2 separate regions of the Homo sapiens genome follow, and region 1 is linked to region 2. The links are chromatin loops, found by intact Hi-C in ENCODE. Cell type or tissue: psoas muscle. All regions are shown on one strand.

The links. Hi-C counts contacts between places; a loop is a spot of excess contacts. Peaks named below come from ENCODE experiments on the same cell type or tissue, not always from the same donor. Only the 100,000 strongest peaks of a DNase experiment are listed, where the experiment ranks them.
Region 1: it touches region 2 in a loop (8-fold over the local background); 8 of 110 quality-filtered maps call a loop at or near these places.

The regions. Positions count from the first base shown.
Region 1 is chr6:20,125,024-20,129,023 of GRCh38, reverse strand. MBOAT1 (membrane bound glycerophospholipid O-acyltransferase 1) reads left to right here. Exons shown (of 13, transcript NM_001080480.3): 6 at 271-325; 7 at 2,324-2,507. Among named protein-coding and RNA genes, the nearest start is that of MBOAT1, 85 kb to the left of the region's middle. RefSeq lists a silencer at 2,013-2,140. In psoas muscle, a CTCF peak has its summit at 2,106 (motif pointing right); a DNase peak (open chromatin) is centred at 2,093; H3K4me3 peaks cover 1,152 bases; H3K27ac peaks cover 979 bases.
Region 2 is chr6:18,594,788-18,598,787 of GRCh38, reverse strand. All of the region lies in intron 4 of MIR548A1HG (MIR548A1 host gene), which reads right to left. Among named protein-coding and RNA genes, the nearest start is that of MIR548A1, 25 kb to the right of the region's middle. In psoas muscle, a CTCF peak has its summit at 2,364 (motif pointing left); no DNase peak of the experiment used is centred here.

The sequences.
Region 1 (4,000 bases), 1.5 Mb before region 2:
TCCATGTCATACTGTACAGTTTAAGTAGGAGAAACCTTTGAGTCCTTCCCCTCTCCATGTGAACCTACAGAGACTTTGCTTCTCACACGTGTACTTATGGGTAGCTCTTTTGGTCCAGGGCATTAAAAAAAAATGAAAAACAGGAACTCTTTATGATTTATGAAGCAAACAAAGATTACCTGGTTCAAATGACTTTGATAAGACCCTTTTATAATTTGTCATCTAATTCACTTCAAACATCTTATTTCTAAATTCTTTTCTTTTTCATAGGATTAGGTCGAAGAGCTGAAGACCTTTCTGCTGAACAACATCGACTTGCTATCAAGTAAGTGAAGTGTAACGATATATTAACAAGCCCTTTGCATATCAGTATCTAGAGATTTTCCTCATTTAAAAATATCTACACATTAATTCTGTTCTATGGATATAATATCATTTATTTTATGAATCTGCTATTGATGGACATGTGCATTGTTACCAGTCTTTGGTTTTTACAAGTGATTAAGTGATGAATAACCTTGTACTAGGTCATTTTGAAATGTGTTAGGGTAGAACTGTAGGATAGAGTCTCAGAAGTAGAATCGTTAGGTCAAAGAGTAAATAGAACTGTACCTCTGCGAGGCTGTCCTTCCCTGGGGTTGTTATGTTTACTCTGGAAGTATTCTTACTGGCCATGTGTCTTGGGGGTCCTAAAGAATAGTGAATGATCAATGTCAGTGTGATTAAATGCCACTCTGAAAAAAGATAGGAAGTAGGGCAGGAGAGGTGAGTATAGCTGAGTTAAATACAGGAGGAGGGCTACAGGTGGCTTTGCCAGTGTTGATGTGAAGTAGGAAGGGGGAGTGTTGGAGAAGAAGTGGGAGGGGAATAACTTTGATCTGAGAGTAAAGATGGCATGTGGGGTAGCACATCGGGTGCAGCCATGGTGGAGGGGCGGGGGGTTCCTGCTAGACAGAAGCAGGGACAACTGGCATAACTGAGGAAGGTTCCAGGTGGTAGAGGAGATTGACTTCTTCATTCCTGCATTAAGGAATTGGGACTTGGAAGCAGTGGAGCACTATTGAAAGATTCTAATGAATCAGCCCTTTCCTAAGCACAATGGAGGTGTAAATGCTGTAGGGCAGCAGTCTCCAACCTGTTTGGGACCAGTTTAGTGGAAGACAGTTTTTCCACAGACCCAGGGTTGCGGGTGGTGGTGGGGGGATGGTTTCAGGAGGGCCTTACATTTATTGTGCACTTTGTATTGTTATTACATCGTAATATATAATGAAATAATTATACAACTCACCATAATGTAGAATCTGCGGGAGCCCTGAGCTTGTTTTCCTGCAACTAGGTGGTCCCATCTGGGGGTGTTGGGGAACAGTGACAGATCATCAGTCATTAGATTCTTATAAGGAGTGTGCAGCCTACATCCCTGGCATGCACGGTTCACCATAGGGTTTGCACTCCTATGAGAATCTAATGCCGCTGCTGATCTGACATTAGGTGGCGCTCAGGCGGTAATGTAAGTGATGGGGAGAGGCTGTAAATACAGATGAAGCTTTGTTTGCTCACATGCCGCTCACCTGCTGCTGTTGGCCCAGTTCCTAACAGGCCACAGACCAATACCAGTCTGAGCCCCAGGGGTTGGGAATCCCTGCTATAGGGGATAATTCCGGCGACTGGTTAGCAATGACATTTCAGGGAGTCTTTATTCTATCTTGCTAGAACAGGCCTTCCAAAATGCCATTAAAGCACCACACAGAACAGTTCTCTACAGACTTTTTTCCCTCCACTACCTTGGTCTGTTACTCAGGAACTCAGGCCTGGTTGCCAAAGCAGACAACAGGCTGCTACTGCGGTTCTTCTGCGTGGCCTCTTTCAGTGGAAACTGGTTCCACCCATCATTTGTTTTGTATTTATGTTGGCAATCGGGAGGGAGTTTTCCCATTTGGAAGCATCTCGATCCGCTAACATTAGGTCAGGTTCCGCCCTGCTTTATGTTTATTACCTTCGTTTTGTCCTGTAGACAGGAAAGGTTGATGAGATAAGGACATTTCCCAGCCTGAGTTGCACTTGCCCTCGCCCAGCTCTGAGTGCCTACGGCTGTGTCTGGCCAGCAGAGGGCAGCATGGAGCTCTGTGCCTGCTGTGAGCCCCCTGCTTCTTTAACCTTTCCTTTCCACAAGATTTCTCCTCGGCTGACTTTGTAGAAACAAAACAAGGAAAGGTCATGTCATGTATCGAATCTACAGAGATAACATTTGTGTTTGCTTATTTACAGATTCTGAAGAAAAAGCAAAGACTGAAGACTTTTCAATTTATTTACTTTATTTTCACAGAGTGAAACCCTCTTTTTTGGAATACTTAAGTTACCTTCTCAATTTCATGAGTGTCATAGCTGGTCCTTGTAACAATTTCAAGGACTACATAGCCTTCATTGAGGGGAAGCATATACACATGAAGTTGCTGGAGGTGAACTGGAAGCGAAAAGGTTTCCACAGCTTGCCAGAACCTTCTCCCACAGTAAGTTTTTAGTGTCTAGAGAATAGGGTTTTGCTGCCAGGGTTGACTCTCTCTAATAATGGTTCTAATTAAGAAGCCAAACAGTTTACCAGAAAGCTTGGCCAATAACTTTTCTCATTTATTTAAAATACCAGTATAGTTACTTATTTGCAGCAGTTCTATTTTGCAGCAATGGGTGTTTATTTTACTGAGAAGCTCATTGGCTAGGAAAATGAAAGCAGTCAGTTCATCAGTCAATATTTAGTGCATACAAGGTGTCCAGCACTGTGGAGTTAACACGTTTGAATACTATGGGTGTTTTGCCTTTATGAGTTGAAATTCAAGTACAGCCAAAAGATGATATGGCATAGAAGGTGAGGGGGAGGGGGACCACGGAACTGGAATTACTGTGTTTTTCTTGTAGAGCTCACTTATTGCAAGGGAAACCAGTTTTACCTTGGCATGCCTAAAGCTTGCTTATGTTGACCTTGAGAGAATTTAAGATGACTTTTTGAAATAATATTTTAAAACTTAACTGAATTTTATCAATCTCTAATTAGTCAATATTAGAATAACTCATTGAACTTTACAAATATGCTCAATTTATTCAGGTCAAATATCCTATATTTAAGGGACATTTGTAATTAACGAAAGGAGTGGTGAAAATTGGAAAAGGAAGGAAATGAGGATAATTCAAGTTAAACATTTTGAAACTGCTAACGCCTTGGCAAAGACTATGAGTTAAGTATTTGAAAACTTAAGGGATTTATTAATTAGGTATGAGTTTTTAGATATTTTTGACATAGTTCAGTTCTCAGCACTTTATGGTTGGTCAAGTATCTCAAGTTCATCTGCTTTACCAAAACGATCTAGGAGTGAAGTCACCATGGTTGTGAGAGACACCAAAGTGACAGCATTTCTAGGCAGTATCTGTCACCTTAGTGTTTTCACGCTTCTCGTGCTTTTATTTATAAGGTAATGTCATCAGAGAGTCTTTCTGCCACTCTCCAAGGAAACACTTGCATTTTTGTGCACAGATAAGGTGAAGTGGTGAGGTTGCGTTTTAGTTCAAGACATACAGCTGGGAAAGGGCTGGGATCCATGAGCTGGTGCCTATCAGTGGTATAGCTGTAATTGTGGCTGAGCGTGCTAAGCACTTAACTGGGATCCAGGCACTGTTCACAGGACCTTGCAAATACTCATTCACTTAAACCCCAAGGTGCCCTCTGAGGAAGGTGCTATTGCTATGCCCATACTACCAATAAAAGTCTTTTTTTTATGAAGTCGGAGACTAGAGTTCTGTTGAATGTTGAAGGACATTCCTTGAAATGTCAGGGGAGCTAGGCAAAATCACTCTGTCCAGAGGAATTTAAAAAGTCAGCACATAATTAACCCCAGAGTAGACTATATCTAAACCACCCTGGAAGGCTTTCTAGAGCTCCCCATTACCTGCCCATGTCCTGGCTGGCCCAGGTATTCAATCACTTGCTCAGAATCCTTCGTACCTGAGCCTC
Region 2 (4,000 bases):
AATCTTTCAGACTTCACAGTGTTAATAATCCCTTTAGACTCATAAAGAGCTTATTGGAACCAGCATTGGAATTAATTGAATTTGTAGTCTCACCAAACACAGACAGCAACTCTATTATTAGTATTCAGATTACTGTGGTAGGTTTTGATAATTTTTACATTCTTTATGTTAAAGGGGCAGTATCAAATTAAAGACAGCAGCCTCAAGCCTGTTCTATGTCCTCATTCATAGTTCTTCCTGTGGTTCAATCAAAAGCAAGATATAAACCATGCATTTACTTAGTGTCTACATGTTTGTTACTAATGGCTCTAAATTAGTAACAATAAAGCCATTTCATAGTTTATTTTTAGGCATTTTTTTGTTCCTATTAGAATTCTTCTCTTTAGGGAAGGCTTACTTTTTATGTCCTAGTTCATTTTTTATTTGGCAATATTTTCCAACTGAACTTCCTTTCCAGATTCTTGTTACTTATATAGTTTGGCTTTCAGAACCTAATAGAAAGATCAGCTTCTCAATGCTAGGGACAGCTTGCACAGATCTTTTTTTTTTTTTGAGATGGAGTCTCGCTCCGTCACCAGGCTGGAGTGCATTGGCGCCATCTCGGCTCACTGCAACCTCTACCTCCAGGGTTCAAGCAATTCTCCTGCCTCAGCCTCCCGAGTAGCTGGGACTACAGGCTTGCGCCACCACACTCAGCTAATTTTTGTATTTTTAATAGAGACAGGGTTTCACCATGTTGGGCAGGATGGTCTCGATCTCTTGACTTCGTGATCCGCCCTCCTCGGCCTCCCAAAATGCTGGGATTACAGGCATGAGCCACTACCCCCGGCCTTGCACAGATATTTCTACTGCAAAATATAACAGAATGGACTTGGAGCAAAAAGACCTACATTGTGGTCCCCACACACCAATAACTACCTGTGTAGCTCCTCAGCATCGGTTTACTGCTTCGAAGAAAAAAAAAAAAAAAAAAAAAAAAGGCCAGTGTGGTGGTTCATACTTATAATCCCCGCACTTTGGGAGGCCCAAGCAGGAGGATCACTTGAGCCCAGGAGTTCAATACCATATTGGACAGCATGGTGTGACCCTGTCTCTACTAAACACACAAAAATTAGCAGGGCATGGTGGTGCACACCTGTGGTCCCACCTACTTGGGAGGCTGAGGTGGAAGCATTGCTTGAGCCTGGGAAGTCGAGGCTGCAGTGAACTAGGGTCGCACCACTGCACTTCAGCCTGAGTGAGAGAGCAAGACCCTGTCTCAAAGAAACAAGAACCCAAAGAGGAGGGCTGATTTCTAACATCACTATCATCTCTGAATTATTTCTAAGTCTCTGCCTTTTATGATTATAATTATATGGTGCTATAAAAGACTTACAAACACCTCTTTCTGTAGTGAATCATAAATAGTTCTGTTTTCTTATTTATTGTACTCCTTATTGCTTTAGGAGGATAAGGAAGACTATCGTCCCCACAATTGCTTGTTTTCTAGCATACTGTCTTTTGGGAAAGATTTTTGCCTTAGAACCTGAATGTGTGTGTGCTCATGTGTGTGTATTTGGTGTGTGGGGTATATTGCCTGTGATGGGTATGTATTTGTACATACCAGGGGAGGAGGTTACAGAGAGAAGAAAAGGAGTACTATTTATAAGCATTTTGTTTAACCACTACTGTCCTAAGCTTCAACAAGTTAAAAAAAAATTTGAGACAATATACATCTTGAGCATAAAAACTATGTCCCATTCTTTATGAGTGCTTCTAGATGGCAAGTAATCATATAAACCGACCAGTCTCATCAATCATTGACTCCTTAGTGAGCATCTGATAAGGGATTGGCCTTAGCAGTAGGTGTTATAAGTAACACCTACTTATACTTACTTACCCTTACTTACTTACTTACCCTTGACAAGTTCATACCCCAGTTGAAGGATACAGAATCAGAATTTTGGGCTTGCAAGAGTTATCAAAGTTCTTCTAGTCCAACCTTTATCCCATGAAATCATTATAAAGATTAATGACAACCCAAAAGAGATCATTTTATAGTAGAAAATCCAGGCACACTCCACAAGACAGGACTCAGAAGACTGGCCATTTATTCCCTCATTCCACCAAATCTGTACTTTGTTTAGAGAGGTTTGTAAAAATGAAAAAGTAATACCCACACTATAACCCCAACTAAAGTTGAAAGAGAGGGCTGATATGCATTGATGAAACACATTCCCTACATTCTCCTTCTCTCAAAAAGCTAAAGATCTTTTTCTACCGCTGGTTGATTTGTTGGGAAGACAGAGGAGAGAAGGGAAGGGTGACTGCGTGGATTGGAGAAACCGCCTCCTCGCTGAGCAATTTCACGTAGTTGCCCTCCCTCTAGTGGTCAAAGTAGAGATGGCAGCTTTCTGGTTCAGTCTTAAAGAGTCCGCCTGGAAGAAGGAATAGGGGTTACCCAACCCCCAAAGTTTTGCCTATCTAATTTGGAACCTCAATGCTAAGTTGTAAAACAAGTTGCCTTACAAAGACTTTTCCTTAATTAGAACATCTTGCTTGTTTATAATGATCATGGCACTTACAAAAGACCATATGTCTTTGAGACGCTGCTTGGCAAGACTTTTCCAATATTTACCAAATCTATTTTGTATCCCATGCTAATAATAGTCCAGTGGGTCCCCAGGCAGAGGGATGGAGACAGAGGACTTCTCGTTTCTTCTATTACTCAGTGTTCTGCCTTCAGAATGTGAAAGACCTCTCAGTTTCTCTGAAAGGACTGAAATAGAGCTCAAAGTTTCCCAAATGCTGTTATTTTGGGAAACGTTTGTTTCAAGGGCTAAATTGTCATCGTTTGACAAATCAACATTGAGCAATGCTCTGCACTTTGTAACACACACACTTTAAACTATTCCTTTAAAAGAAACTTTGAAATGAATGCCAAATCATTGTATCCACAATATAATTACGTTCTTTAGGTGGTAGCTTTTTAGTTCAGGAAGGAACAAGAGAGGTATATTCTGATCTAAGAGGGTGAAATTGATGTCTGGCATTGGTAGCAACTGTTCCGAGGTCACTCAGCTGGACTTTTCCTCACTGTGTAACCCCGACTGTGCTGGGTGTTTAAAAATAAATTGAGAGTGAGTGGATATGCCTACAATATCTGTCATCAACATAACCCCCCAAAAATAAGTAATCATTTTGTTTCATTTTGTTGATGTGGCAATAAAGAATGTGCTCAGTTTATTTTTTCACTCCTTAAGTCTGATTTTGGTCATCCAGGAGACACAGCCACCATCATTCATTTTGGCACAAAGTTATGTGGCAATTTATATAGAGACCTGGGAACTAACTGGTTAGGTTTGATGTTATCCAAGAGATGTTTAATTTATGTGAGTCTTTGAAAGTCAATCAGACATGTTTTTGTGTGCAGGCTACATGTTTTACACTAAGGGTCTCTTTTTTTAGTTGAGTTGTAATGGGGGAAAAAAAAAAGACCCGGAATTCTTTTTCTCAATAGTGATAACTCCACAGTTCTAGGTGGCATAATCCTTTATTGCAACGTATTCTATATAGTTTGAATAACTATTATTACCAAGTCTTTCTCCCTACTTGGGAAATGGTGGCATTATCATCTATTTATGAAGAGCTTTGAAATAGCTCATAGCAACAAGAAATGACCATTGAAAGTAGCTAGCACATATTGACAGCTTAACATGTACCAGCCAGTATTTAAAGGCCTTAGCCCTGTTAACTTATTTATTTCATAAAAGAGGCCTACTATGCAATGACCATTGATATCCCCATTAAACAGAAATGGACCTTCAGTTTCATGAAGGTGTCTCCACAGTATCTCACTAATTATGACAATATTCTTGTGAGACTCTTAAATGCTTCATTTTTTATATTCTTTATTAATAGCTATATTGTATACATATGACACAGGACTATGTTTCTTTTTTAAAAATGTATCTGTCATAGTTGCTGCCTTGAGTTCCTTGAGGGCAGAGTCTGTGTTTTA